Regions from separate parts of the Homo sapiens genome. Here region 1 is linked to region 2. A link is a contact called in ENCODE Hi-C or POLR2A ChIA-PET data. All regions are on one chromosome and are shown on one strand. The core of a region is the stretch at or near the end of the contact, and the rest is flanking DNA. Distances in the headings are between cores, read along the strand shown. Region 1 overlaps BRSK2 (BR serine/threonine kinase 2). Region 2 holds the start of MOB2 (MOB kinase activator 2).

What was found. Hi-C counts contacts between places; a loop is a spot of excess contacts on that map. ChIA-PET counts read pairs that join two places held with the same protein, here RNA polymerase II (POLR2A).
Region 1: a loop to region 2 is called in a map of cardiac septum, with 5 times the contacts of the local background. The contact joins the enhancer-like site here to the promoter of MOB2 in region 2. A Hi-C loop is called at or near these places in 3 of 168 maps with a recorded cell type or tissue (breast epithelium, cardiac septum and posterior vena cava). POLR2A ChIA-PET finds 5 or more read pairs at or near these places in 1 of 52 experiments (SK-N-SH).

What each region holds. Positions count from the first base shown.
Region 1 is chr11:1,436,272-1,443,210 of GRCh38, reverse strand. It overlaps BRSK2 (BR serine/threonine kinase 2), which reads right to left. Exons shown (of 20, transcript NM_001256627.2): 3 at 4,820-4,905; 4 at 2,283-2,423; 5 at 605-721; 6 at 72-105. Among named protein-coding and RNA genes, the nearest start is that of MOB2, 47 kb to the left of the region's middle. RefSeq lists an enhancer at 5,625-6,363. Within about 2 kb of position 5,455, at least 2 of the 41 ENCODE cell types and tissues checked have a DNase peak (open chromatin) inside an H3K27ac peak, as active enhancers do.
Region 2 is chr11:1,481,443-1,488,049 of GRCh38, reverse strand. MOB2 (MOB kinase activator 2) reads left to right here and starts at 1,271. Exons shown (of 5, transcript NM_001172223.3): 1 at 1,271-1,603. The coding sequence starts at 1,494.

The DNA of each region.
Region 1 (6,939 bases), core at 4,206-6,705, 49 kb after region 2:
TGGGGTCCCACCAGGGTCAGGTCCCCGCCACCCTGGGCCCCACAGAGCTGCACGCGGCGGCGCTGACTCACCCGGATCACCTCGGGGCAGGCGTAGTGGGGGGACCTGCGGGCAAGGGCAGAGGTCAGCGGCGGGGCTCCGGGCGCTGCCAGGCCCTCCCCCCAGGGTGATGGTGCACCGCAGGGCCCTCAAGGAGGCCTCCAGGGCTGTGGTGCCAGACGCCCCCACATTCCCTGCATCCCCAGGCGGGCTTTTGGGAGGAGATCAAGGTGGGGCACTGGGTCTCTGCTGCGCCCAAAGCTGTCTGCCCACTCGGCTGGGCAGGGGCCAGGGGGTCCCCAGGAGAGGGGCATGTAAGTGGGTCCCAGCCTCTCTCCCAGGCAGGCCAGGGCCAGGGCTGTACCCCTACCCTTACTGTGCCGGGAGGCCTGTCTCCCCACCACCACCAGGCTGTGGGGTACTGGGAGGCTCAGGCACATTGTGGGGGGCCTGCCTGTGGGGTGCCGGGAGGCTCAGGCAGGCTGGGGGCCTCTCAGTCCACTGGCTCCTCTTCCCCCAGCCCAGCCTGTCCCCCAGCCTCTCTCCAGGGCAGAGGGCCACGTACCCACAGCTGGTCTCCAACAGGCTGTCGCCAACCTGCAGGGACGCCATGCCAAAGTCTGCGATGCGGATGTTGTTCTTCTCGTCCAGCAGGAGGTTTTCAGGTTTCAGATCCCTGTGGCTGGGGAGGAGGGTGGTGAGGCTGAACAGGGCCAGTCTCTGCCTTGAGCGCCTCCCCGCCCTGGAGACCCCCTGCCCAGAGCCCACTGCCTCTCCAAACGCCAATCACACATAAGGGCCAATAGCAGCCCAGCCTGGTGATGTCATAGGCAGCCAATCAGAAGTCGCCTGCCTGGTCCGTTTGGCTCTGGCCTTTGGTCAGGCATCCCTGTTTCTCCTGCCATGCCCTCCTGCACCCTGGCAGGCTCCTTCCTGCCCCCTCCTGCTCCCTAGCACACCTGCTCTGGCCTAGACCAACCTAGGGCCCCCAGGCACGTAGGGATGCAAGCAATGGCCCCTGGAAAGGCCGAGGGGCTCCCAGAGTGCTTGGGTGGGTGCCAGGCAGAAAACTTCCCGACACACTGCCCACTCGGGAAAGGGGAGGTGCAGGGGGTCCTCAGGGGGAAAAGGGAAGCACCTGGTGCACATGGTGCACTTGAGAGGTAGCTAATGGGGTGGGGGGGACAGTGCACTTGAGGGGTAGCTAATGGGGGGGACGGTGCACTTGAGGGGCAGCTAATGAGGAGGGGATGATGCACCTGAGGGGTAGCTAATGAGGGGGATGGTGCACTTGAGGGGTAGCTAATGGGGGGACGGTGCACTTGAGGGGTAGCTAATGGGGTGGACGGTGCACTTGAGGGGTAGCTAATGGGGTGGACGGTGCACTTGAGGGGTAGCTAATGGGGGGGAGGGGATGGTGCACTTGAGGAGTAGCTAATGGGGGGGACGGTGCACCTGAGGGGCCACTATGGGGGGACAGTGCACTTGAGGGGCAGCTAATGGGGGGGATGGTGCACTTGAGGGGCAGCTAATGAGGAGGGGATGATGCACCTGAGGGGTAGCTAATGAGGGGGATGGTGCACTTGAGGGGTAGCTAATGGGGGGACGGTGCACTTGAGGGGTAGCTAATGGGGTGGACGGTGCACTTGAGGGGTAGCTAATGGGGTGGACGGTGCACTTGAGGGGTAGCTAATGGGGGGGAGGGGATGGTGCACTTGAGGAGTAGCTAATGGGGGGGACGGTGCACCTGAGGGGCCACTATGGGGGGACAGTGCACTTGAGGGGCAGCTAATGGGGGGCACGGTGCACTTGAGGGGCCGCTAATGGGGGGGATGGTGCACTTGAGGGGTAGTTAATGGGGGGGATGGTGCACTTGAGGGGCAGCTAATGGGGGGGAGGGTGCACTTGAGGGGCCGCTAATGGGGGGGACGGTGCACTTGAGGGGTAGTTAATGGGGGGGATGGTGCACTTGAGGGGCCGCTATGGGGGGACGGTGCACTTGAGGGGCAGCTAATGGGGGGACGGTGCACTTGAGGGGTAGCTAATGGAGGGGACAGTGCACTTGAGGGGCAGCTAATGGGGAGGAGGAGATGGTGCACTTGAGGGGCAGCTAATGGGGGGCATGGTGTACCTCGGAATAGCACCATAGGGGGTGTAGTCCTTGGGGCACAGGGGGCATCTGTGGTAGCGCACTGGGTGTGGGGGTCCCTGGGGAGTGGGGGGCACCAGGGGTGGGGCCTCACCATATGGAGTGGCTGTGGCAGAAGTCCAGCGCAGAGATGATCTGCCGGAAGAACTTCCGAGCCTCCTTAGGCGTCAGCCTCCCCTTCTTCACCAGGTAGTCGAAGAGCTCACCACCTGACACGTGTTCTAGCACCAGGTACCTGCAGGAGACGGGGCCACCAGTGCGCCCAGCTGTGGCTGCCCGCCGCCCCTCCTCATCCCAGGGCCTCCCACAGCCGCCTCCTGGCCCAGCCTCTCTGCAGGCCGCCCCCATCCTCTTGCTGGCTGGGGGGGCAGCTGAGAGGAGCCCTGACTATGGTGGATCTCAAACCATCTGGGCTCCTGGGGGTGGACCTCAAATGAGTCTTCAAGGAGCCTGGGTTGGGGTGGGGTGGGGTGAGGGTGGAGGGACAGGTGAAGGGATGGTTCTGGGGGCACAGCCGCCAGGGAGGGTTTGGAACCCACAGGCTGAGTGTGGCGGGTGCTGGGGCCAAGGCTCGGTGCATGGGGTAGCCTCGGGACTCTGCCCTGCCTGCTCTGGCCCTCACACCCTGTGGTCCTCAGTGGCACAGGCACCGAGCAGGGAGACCACGCAGCCGCATCCAGGGGCCCAGGGACTGTCTGGGCCTCTGTGGGGGGAACAGGAGGTGTGAGGGCCAGGGGAAGGGGGTGAGGAAAAGGTTGGCCTGGCCCTCCCCTTCCTGCCCTGGTGGGCTCCCAGCACCGCCCCCGTGGGGTCTCAGCCACATGGAGGGTCCTGAGGGGCTGGTTCCTGGTGAGAGGCCCGTGGGACGCTGCATGCAGCTGCTTGGGGGCCGCTCCACCCAGGCTGAACCAGCTCGGGGGGGAGGCCTGTGAGGGTGGTGGCCCCTGGTGTGGCTGTGGTGATGTAGGGGGGCTGTACAGCCAAGGGGGTGGCACCTTGGTGCATGCTCAGAGCTGCCGTGCGGACTGGGATGACTGGCTGTCCCAGGAGCTGGTTTTGGCAGGAGTCAAGGGCCCAGTGTGGGGATGGGAGCAGAGGTTGTGGTGAAGCCCCCAGGGCAGGGGAAGGTGTGAAGCCCCCAGGGCAGGGGAAGATATGAAGCCCCCAGGGCAGGGGAAGGTGTGAAGCCCTCAGGGCAGGGGAGGGTGTGAAGCCCCCAGGGCAGGGGAAGGTGTGAAGCCCTCAGGGCAGAGGAAGGTGTGAAGCCCTCAGGGCAGGGGAAGGTGGTGGGGGCCAGGGTGGGATTCTGGGCAGGGGGGCGGCCAGGCCCAAGGCTCAGCATAGGCCACATGGTGTCCAGAGGGGGTGGGACAACACCCAGGGCCAGACCTCGGGAGAAGCCGCGAGCCCGGCCATGCCCACCTCCTGGGCTCTTTCCTGTTCTTGGGCCTTGGCCTGCTGTGCCCATCCCCCCCGCACTCCCCTGCCCTCCCCTCCGAGAAGGCCTCCCCAGGACCCCACTGCACCGGCACCGTGTCACCATGAGGAAGCCATGCCCCTTGTCACAGTCCACCTTGCCAGCATCAGGGCCAGGACCACCCCCGCCCCCCCAGTCCTCTGGTGACAGTTTCTGAGCCCCTGCTCATGGTGGGGCAGGCGGGCTCCCCACACCCCAACCCTGGGTTTCCTCTCCCCAGCTACACACGAGCTGGCCACCTGCACATGCTCCCCACGAGAATGCAGAAACCCAGGCCAGAGCAAGCGTGGACGTTGCTGCTGGGGGAAGGGGAGCTGCTGGGTTCAGCCAGGCCCTCAGCCAGCTCACCCTGAGGGCAGCCCCCAGCCCAGCCCTGTATGTTCCCTGCTCCCTCAGAGCCTGATGCCTCAGAGATGCCCGGCTAGGATCACCTGGCAGGTCACGCCGCCGCCCTGGGACCAGCGAGGGTCAGATGAGGCTCAAGGCCAGACAGCCCTTGGGCAGCAGCGCCTCATCTGTCAGAAAGCCCCATCAGAGCACACAGAGGAGACTGCCGTGAGTGACCACTGTGCCCATTCCCAGGAGCTCCCTGAGGCTGGGTCTGGGGGGATGGGGTTCACAGCCAGGCATGCCTGGGACAGGGTAGGGATTTCTGCTGGCCTCAGCGGCTGCGGAGGTGACACTTTCAGCCACACTCAGCCACGGTCCAGCCAGGGCGGGATCCTGGTGGCTGTGCCTCGTGTGAGGGAGCCTCAGGGATAGAGACATGGCTCACTGCCCAGGGCTGGGGACGTCCTGGGCAGAGGCCAGGAGGCTCAGCGTGGCCATGTGGGGAGGGCCAGGTGCTCCTGCCCCTTGCCCTGAAACTCCTATCTCCCCTCCAGAAGGTCCTGTTCCCCCTTGCCAGCCTCAGGCTGGTGGCTCTGCGAGCCTCCACAGACCAGGTCTCCGGTTTGGTCCAGAAGCAGAGACCACAGCAGCCTGGGCTGAGACCCTACCCAGGCAGGTGTTCATGCTAGCAGGGCCAGGGCTGCTGGGATGCAGCAGGCGCCCCTGGCCTCCAGCCCCTGTGCTCCCCAAGCCCCAGACACCCACCCCTGCAGCGACAGCTGCCACCTCCGCCACCCCAGCTCTTCAGACCCAGCAATACCTACAAATATTTTTTGTTTTCATAAACGTCGTGCAGCTTTAGGACGTGGGGGTGCTCAATGAGCTTCAGGATCGCGATCTCCCGCTCCACCTGCATGGGAGAGGCCAGAGAACATCACGCTCACAGGGCTGGGGCACGCATCGCTCCCCACAGACACTGCCTTTGGTGCCAGCTGTGGGGGTCGCAGGGGCCTTTGGTGCCAGCTGTGGGGGTCGCAGGGGCCTTTGGTGCCAGCTGTGGGGGACGCAGGGGCCTTTGGTGCCAGCTGTGGGGGACGCAGGGGCCTTTGGTGCCAGCTGTGGGGGACGCAGGGGCCTTTGGTGCCAGCTGTGGGGGACGCAGGGGCCTTTGGTGCCAGCTGTGGGGGATGCAGGGACGTGGGCTGCTCAGCTGGGGCCCTGGCTGGTGGAGAGGGCAGAGGGCAGGGGCCTCAGTGGAGGGAGCCCAGGCCGCCGGGCTGACACCAGCCTGTAGGGCTGAGGACTGGGGGCCCCTGGAGCAGGAGGGCCCCTCCCCACACTGCCCAGGAAGGCAGGCAGCCTGGGCCTCTCTGTGAGCCCAGCCTCAGGAATGGGGCCTGGAGCTGTTGGAGATAAGGCCTCCCAGGCTCCCAGCCAGTCGGATGCAGGGCCCTTCCAGGCAGGCTGTGCCTGGGCTCCGCCCTTCCTTACGGTGGAGGCCTCACAGGAGGAGGGGCCGGGACAGGCCTCTGTGGGCCCCATGAGGTGGGGGCAGGCATCCTGTTGTGTGTGGGACATACAGTAGGTGTGCAGGCCGTGGGCAGGGCACGTGCCCCCCATCCACAGGCTCCCAGCTGGTACTGTCCCCCAAGTGGGGAGGGCCCCAGGGAGGGGCAGAAGTGACCCCAGAGGGCACCTGACTCAGGACACCCAGTCCTGCTCCGAGGTAAGGGCAGGGCCCCCTCCCTCAGACATGCAAGCCTGGCCACGGGCAGCTGGTGCTCCGCCCAGCACAAAGAAGTGGCCGTGTCAGTGGTGGGGCCAGTGAGGCCACGGCCTGGGGTCCCAGCCCTCAGGAGCCAGCGTGGACCAGGCTTTGGAGCTAGGGCCAGTCTTGTGATGGGGTCCCAGCCCTGGCGAGTTGGCCAGCCTGTCCCCAAGTCCTTCCCTCCCAGGCGGACATCTGTGCACAGCGCCTGCAGGTGACAGGGACACCTCCCCTTTCCCGCATCCCCAGGCCCTCCTTTAGTCGGGGCTCACAGGCACCTCCCAAATTCAGCATGGGACTCTCCCCAGCTACGCCCCGCACTGGATCTCTCTGCCAGGCGCTGTCCTGGCCCCATCACTCCCAGGGCCTCTGTTTCTCCTCCAAGGCAGGGTGGGACCCTGCCAGCCCCATCCAGGCAGCCCTCAGCAGCCCTTAACCCCACCCCCACCTCCCCATAGGGTCCCCAGGCCTCCCCAGTTTAGTCTGGTTAATTCCTCCACACCCCAGCAGCTGGGGGGTGCCCAACATGTCACAGTCCCCAACCCTTAGCACCTTCCACAAGCCTCCCCTCTCTTGGCCACTCCCACTGGCCTCGTCCCCGGGTCCTGCCCCACCCGCAGCCCTGCATGCCAAGGAGCGAATGGAGAGGAAGGGAGAGGAGGGGGCTCGACTGGCCCCAGTGCTGGGAGGGTCGCACGCTGCCAGCCCAGGTCCCACTGTGGGTGGGACCCGGAGCAGCTGGGAGCCCCAGCCTCTTCCTCTACACCCAGGGTCAGGCTTCCCAGCAGCCGGGGCCGCCCCCTCCCCACTGAGAGGTGGGTCACAGCCCAGAAACCCTCCACCCAGGGGGCCTGCCTGGTCTCCATGGTGACCAGACACCACCGGATGGAGCCGACGGAGGCCAGGCCCCAGTGGAAGAGGAAGGTGCAGCTCCCCTCTGCCAAGCTGTGCCCTGGTAGGAGAGGGGTGCTCTGAGGCAGGGAACTCCTCTCCATTCTAGCTGGGAACACTGAAGCCCCGCCTGCTAGCACAGCAGGTCCTGCAGCAACTGAACTGCCCAGCTGCAGCCTGTCCCCTCAGGGGTGCCCACTCTGCTTGGAGGCAGGAGAAAGGTGGGCAGGGCTGGAGGGAGGAGCAAGAGCAAAGGCACCCTACCAGGGGACCAGCAGGGGTGTG
Region 2 (6,607 bases), core at 22-2,521:
GCTGTTTGTTCTGTAGAGACCAGTTACGCACTGCTCAGAGCATGGCTTAGGGACTGGCCTAGTGGGGAAAATGAAACTGCAGCCTGTTGGGCCTGCTGCTGCTGCTGCTTAGGGAGGCGGGGGCCGGCCTGGGGCCATCCTCTGCTGTGGCTCCTGGAGAGTGTGTCTGTGCTGGGTTGGTGTGCTGTCTCCCCGTGCGCCCAGGCTGTGTGTGTGCGTGCAGTCCAGACACCACAACTCCCATGGGGGCTGGTATTGATGGGGGTGAGCCTACCCTGGCTGCTTTCCTGATGGCTCTGTGCTCCCCGCAGCAGCTGGTACCTCAGGCTGTGTCCTGACTCCTACAGGGCTTCACACCGACAGAGGTGCTGGGACAGCTTCTGAGGGGCAGTGGCTGGAGATGCTGGGGTCTCTTGATTGGCAGGAAGCACAGGAAGTATGGCTCCCATGCGGGTGGGGGATGCTCCTGATGACCCCGTGTTGTCAGGGGGCTGTCACTGCCAGTGGGGTCCACGCTGACTCAGGATGAGGAGAGAGCATTGCCCTCTCAGGTGTTTGCATTTTCAGGATGTGGTGGTCTCCTGTGTGCAGACCAGCCAGAAGGAAGGCCGGGGCCGTGCCGCTCTGTGCGCCCCCATGGGGAGCTGCTGTGGGCATTTCTGTTGGGCTGGGTGCCCTGTGGTCCTGGCTGGCAGCAGCCTCAGCCCAGCACCGTCCAGGCACCGCAGAAGCTGGTCGGCCCCTTCTCTCTCCAGGGCCATCCAGCAGGAAAGCCACTTTGAGTGCCTCCAGCTGCGTACACACTGCAGGGCAGGGCGGCCCATCTGTCTGTCCGTCTGTCCGTCCCTGGCCCGAGCACTGACTGGGCTAGGCTGGGCCGGACAAGGGAGAGGGGAGTGCCATCGACCTGGAGCTCGTCAGCAGAGTTGCTGCCTGTGTTCAGAAGGCCTTTCCTGGGGGCTTGGCAGCAGAGGACCTTGAGGTGGAGCCCAGGACCTTTCTGATGGATCCTTCTTGCAGGCCAAGGACGGCCCTGTCCCCTCCCTTCTGGTCCCACCCCCACCGCCTCTTCTGGCAGCCTGAGGTGGAGCCCAGGACCTTTCTGATGGATCCTTCTTGCAGGCCAAGGACGGCCCTGTCCCCTCCCTTCTGGTCCCACCCCCACCGCCTCTTCTGGCAGCCTGAGGTGGAGCCCAGGACCTTTCTGATGGACCCTTCTTGCAGGCCAAGGACGGCCCTGTCCCCTCCCTTCTGGTCCCACCCCCACCGCCTCTTCTGGCAGCCATGCCACTTGGAAAAGGCCAATTCAGACGCTCCCTCGTTTCACCAGCCTTGGCCAGCCCTTGCCTCTGGAAAGGGGGCAGCTGTTTGTCTCTGCCAGGCGTCCCATTGGCCAGGGAGTGAGGCTGGAGGGCCCGGCAGCAGGCATTTGCGAGTGCTGGCCAGCCGGCACCCCGCCCCGCTTCTCCTCCCCACCTTCCCGTCGCCCACTCATGCTGGGAGACCACTGCAGTCTCCCTGAAGACCAAGCCCGGCCCGGCCAGTCCCTGCAAAGTGGACTCTGCTGCAAAATGGTGCTTCAGGCTGTCAGCAAAGTGCTCAGGTAACACCTGCCAGCCTGGCTGGGGGAGGGGTGTGTAGCACATCTGTCTGCCCTGTTCTTGCCCCCAGGAAGGAGGTCAGGGTGGGGAGGCGGCGGACTGTGTCCGTGGCTGCCCTCCCAGTGTGGCCGGCGGCTGTGCAGCGAGCTGTGCTGGGCCACACGCAAGCTGTCCAGGGCAGAGGCGGCTGTGCAGTCCCGGGCCAGCCTGGCGGGTTTGCTCTGGAGCCCTGCCCAGTGGGGCTTTCCTTAGCCGCCTGCACTTCCTGTTGCTCTGTGGGAGAGGAGCGGGTCTTGGTGTCCTCGACCTTCGGGGTTGACCCCACCTTGCCGGCACAGGAGCCTGCCTTGTCCTCCCGCAACCCACAGGGTGTGGTTCCTCAGCCGCCAGCAGGTGTGCCTGTCTTTGTCCCAGCGTGCGGCTGTTTGTGCCCTGGGCAGGGGCTTCAGCCACCCAGGCAGAGGTGACCCGGAGTCTGTCCTTGTGTGGCCTTGTCCAGAGAAGTGGCATGGGGTTCCCGGGTGCCTATTTTTGTGCTGGCTGCCATAGGGATGTTGCCGGAAAATCCATTTTTGACATTTTTCTCACCTGTACTTTCTCTGACCTGCTGCGGGGGTGCCTCCCTGCCCACACCACTCAGCTCGGTGTGTGCAGGGGCGTGTGTGGGAGTGTGCGCCCAAGTGTGTGGGAGCGTGCACCCGTGTGTGTGGGAGTGTGCACCCGTGTGTGGGCATGAGGGGCCGGGGGAGTGGGGCAGGCACAGCCAGCTGCAGCAGTGAGTGTGTCCTCCCGGGTGGGGTTGCCTGGTGGGGGTGTGAGGCGAGCGTGGCCTGCTGGACGTGCCCTCCAAGGGCCGGGGGCTGCGGCACCCGTGTGCATCTCCGTGCCTCTGCCTGTCCCTGGGCACCCGGCTCCATCTTTCTCTTCATAGGCTCCTTCCCTATCTCCCGATCACCTGTGCATTCAACAGGGAGGGCTCCACAAGTAGACACAAGAGTGCCGGCCGGTGACCCTGCCTAGGATGTCCTATCTTAAGGTGAAACTGTGAGGTTTTGGAAATGTGTGGGCAAGTTGGCAGTACTCGTGAGTTCAAATCAGGAATGGTGCCTGACATCAGTGGTGTGAGGGGACTGGCGTGTGTGTGTGTGTGCCTGTGCCAGTGTGTGCTTGTGTGTCTGAGGCCAAATGCCGAAGGCAGCTCCACAGGAGACACAGAGGCAGGCCTGGAGCCCAGCCAGGCCCTAAGGAAGACGGGCGGAGTCCCTTCCCTGGGGCTCAGGAAGGTTTCAAAGGAAGCGATGAGGAAGCCACCTTGGCTGGGAGCTGGATGCATGGAGGGGCCGAGGCGCAGTGGAGCATGGTGGCCACGTGGGGCTGAGGTTCTAGGACAGCAGCAGCACCTGCCTGTTTGGACGTTTGGTCTGGGATGTCTGCGGGCGTTCCTTGTGCCATCTTGGCTTTTTCCTTCTCAATGGGCCTCTGCAGAGGGCACAGTAGGCTGGTAAAAGCTCGCTTTGTCTGGGGCTGCTGACCTGTTTGGGGGGGCAGACAATTAAACTCAGAAGAAAAGAAGCCACACTCCACAGCTTCCAGCTGGCTGAAGCCTGTGGGCAGTGCAGGCTGTGCTGAGAGATGGACAGGGGCTCCGGAGGCCTTCCCACCCCTCAGCCTGAGGCCGTGTGACAGAAGTGGGATCAGCACCCAGGGAGAACTCGGGTTAGAACACGGTGTTAGAAATGCAGTTTTCAGGCCCCCCCTCAACACCCAGAAGGCCACATCAGAAATGTAGGGGTGGGGGTGGCGCCAAGCACCCCAGCATGTGGTGCCCTCCCTGCATGTTGGGGTGACAGGAGGTGCCCGTGGCGTGCACCCTGGGCAGCAAGGTGTGCTGAGACCCAGGCTCTGTACCGGGTGGCTACTGGGGGCTCTGCCTGGCCGGGTCTTGGGGGAAGGGGTCACTGGGAGCCTTGACTTTCAGGCTCTGGGTGGACCAACCAGCACTGACATTCACCCGAACCAAGGAGCATGAGGGGCCCGGTGCAGATGGCTGAGTGGGGTCCAAGGACCATGCCCTCCTCAGAGGCGTCACCTGCGGGCCTTTCTCCTGCACCCCACACGCTGCCTGGTCACCGTATTTTCCAGGCCTGGGCTTGGGGACTTGTATTTCTGGGCCCCTCGTGCCTGCCCCACCCCTTGGCGTTGACCTGTGGTGGGAAGTGCCAGATGAGGGCCACCTCCTGCTGCTGCCCACTCACCTCAGGGTCTACAGGCTCGACTTCCATAGCAAGCGTGCTCTGGGCGAGTGGGGGTCTCTGAGCCTGGAGCACCCCATTCCTGTGGGCCGTGGGGCCTGGCCAGGATTCCATCCCTGTGATAATGAAGTTGACACTCGTGGCAAAGGTGCAGGGCACTCGGTTGTGCTGTCCTCGTCCCTCAGGGCGGATGAGGAGTGGGCGGCTCCCAGCCCACTCCCCAGCTCCCCCTGCCTGTGAAGCAGTGTGCACCTGCTGTGGGCAGGGTGAGACCCCCTGTGTGTTGACTGTGTGGTTGTCTAAGTTTTCCACGGGAGCCCAGCAGCTCTGATGCCTCCCTGTGCCCCTTCCCTTGCCCACCAAATTTGTGTCTAGCAGGGATTGCCTCACTTCCCAGTAGGGATCAGTTACGTGCTGGGTGCCAAGGAGGCCGACTGGCACGTCATGGGTACCACTGGCGAGAATGGGGAGGGTGGCATTTGACAGGCTCTTAAAGGACCAGGAGAAGTTTGCTAGGCCTGGTGTAAGATGGGCAAGTTGGCAGAGCAGCAGCTGGTGCCCACAAACAGGGTGCAGACCCCTGTGGCAGGCAGGACAGGTCATCTAGAGCAGGGAGGAGGGAGGTGAGGCTGGTGAGTGTGTGGGAGGCAGGAAGGAGGTGGTTCCATCTGGCCCGGCCCTCCTAAGTGCATGGTGCCTGCCAGGCAGGACCCAGGCTCAGAGCCCACCTGTTGGAATAGTGTGAGGGACTTTGTTTTGGGGGCTGTGCACACAGCATCTGCCCTTCTGCTTCTTCCAAGTGGTCACGGAAGCCCTGTGGGTGGGCTGAGGTCCAGGGTCCACTCCCCAGTCCCTTCAGCGCCATCTCTGTCCTGCCTGCGGCCGGGGCCTGCTCCCACAGTCCTCCCTCCACATCGAAGGACTTGGTCTTTCTGTGCCCCGGGGCTCCTAGCCAGCAGCACAGGGGGAGCTGGGAGCAGGGCGCAGGGCCTCGGCACTTCCCTGGGTGAGGGGCAGCTGGGCCACTGAGGCAGTGACTGGGCAGACCTCTGGGCCTGGACGGCACAGAGCCTGTTTCAGAGCCTGTGAGCCTGCGGGGGGCGCCGCAGAGGTGTTTTCTCCACTGGGCAAAGCCAAGAATGACTAAGGACGAGAAGAGTGCCATGGAGGTGTCGTGTGCTCTGAGGCCTCCTCGGTAGCTGCCGCTGGCTTGGACCGAGCAATGGGCTGCCTCAGAGTGACTGCTTCCTGCCCAGGCCTGGGCCTTCGCTGAGAGCCTGCCCTTCTGGGAAGGAGGGCACTTGAGGTCAGGGAGACGTGGGTGCTGCCAGGCGTTCGGGGCTTTCCCATGGAAGTCCCTCTGTTGGTGCCCGCACAGCCGTTCCTGGAGCAGAGGCCATGTCCTGCGCGTCCCCTTGGTCCTACTACCTTTGGGCCAGTGCCCGTCCACCTGCCCCATGGGAATGAGTGACCCGGTCCAAAGAAGGTAGGCTTGCAGGAGGCTTGTCTCACAGTGCACTAAGCTCCGGGGCCCGGCCAGCCCTGGGTGCTGGGGACAGGGTGAGACTGGGGGAGCAGCTCGGGGAGGCCCAGCCTGGAGGGCCTCGTGCGTACTTTTCTTCTGTGTTCTAGGAGAGCAGGTGTGGACGGGAAGAGGCAGGGAGGCTGAGGTGCCAGTGCCGGAGTGGCGGCTGCTCACTACCTCCTGACCACAGCCAGAGCCTGGGAGAGGGAAGCCAGGTCTCCAGGTTCTGCCCCTGCCCAGCCCTCTCTGAGGACCGGAGGTGGAAGGTAGCCCCAGCCTGGAAGGCTGGCAAGGGGGCAGGAACTGCCAGTAGGGCAGCCTCCCTGAGTGGGCCCTGGGGCACACCCTGAGAGTGAGCGCGCTGACAGCTGCTCCTGCTGGCAGCCCTGCGTGACCGACCACCAGGTAACTGCCACCTGGAGCTTGCCAGTTGACACAGCTCCTAAGACACAGAGCAGGGAGACGGCTTGTAGCCCGCTTGGCAGCCTGGGCCACTGCAACCCACCCCTCCAAATGGGAAGGCCGAGCCCAGGCTGTAGCTGCCCGGGTGGGGTGTGGTGTGCTGTGCTGTGAGAGCACAGGGCAGGGAGGTGCAGGCCCACCTGCCGGTGGTCAGGGCCAGGCCCAGCGTCATGGGGAGAGCCTTCCCTGTGGTGGACACGCTGGGCATGGCCTGGCACAGGCTGGTGTGGAGTCTGGGTGCCTCGCTGTGCTGGGGCGAGGGGCTGCAGGCTACACGGAAGCTCACCCTGTCTGTCCCACCCCTGTACTGTGAGGACCCCAAGTGCCCACGCTGCATGTGGCCCATCCACACCTGTGCTTCCTCTTCCTCAGACCCCACGCCCTGTGCTCTGGAGAGATGGCAGAGTGGGAGTGCCAGGGCCCAGGGGCCCTGCCCCTGCCCCTCCCTGCCCCTGCCCCTGCCCCTCCCTGCCCCTGCCCCTGCCCCTGCCCCTGCTCCTGCCCCTGCTCCCTGCCTGGCTCTGGCTACTCCCAGCACTGCCCCCAGAGGCCTGCGCTGGTCTCCTTTTAAGGCGAAGATCTGCTGTGAGAAGCTGAAAGGGAAACATTTCCCTGGCATTCAGGGAGCATTTTTCCTTTCTCTTTCTCTTAAATAAACCATTAGCAACTTTTCAAAACAAGAAAGAAAAAAAATAAGGACAGGGTCAGGTTGCCACAAAGACCTTTGGCCCCCATCCTCATCACCCTGTGGCCTCCCCAGGCCTGGT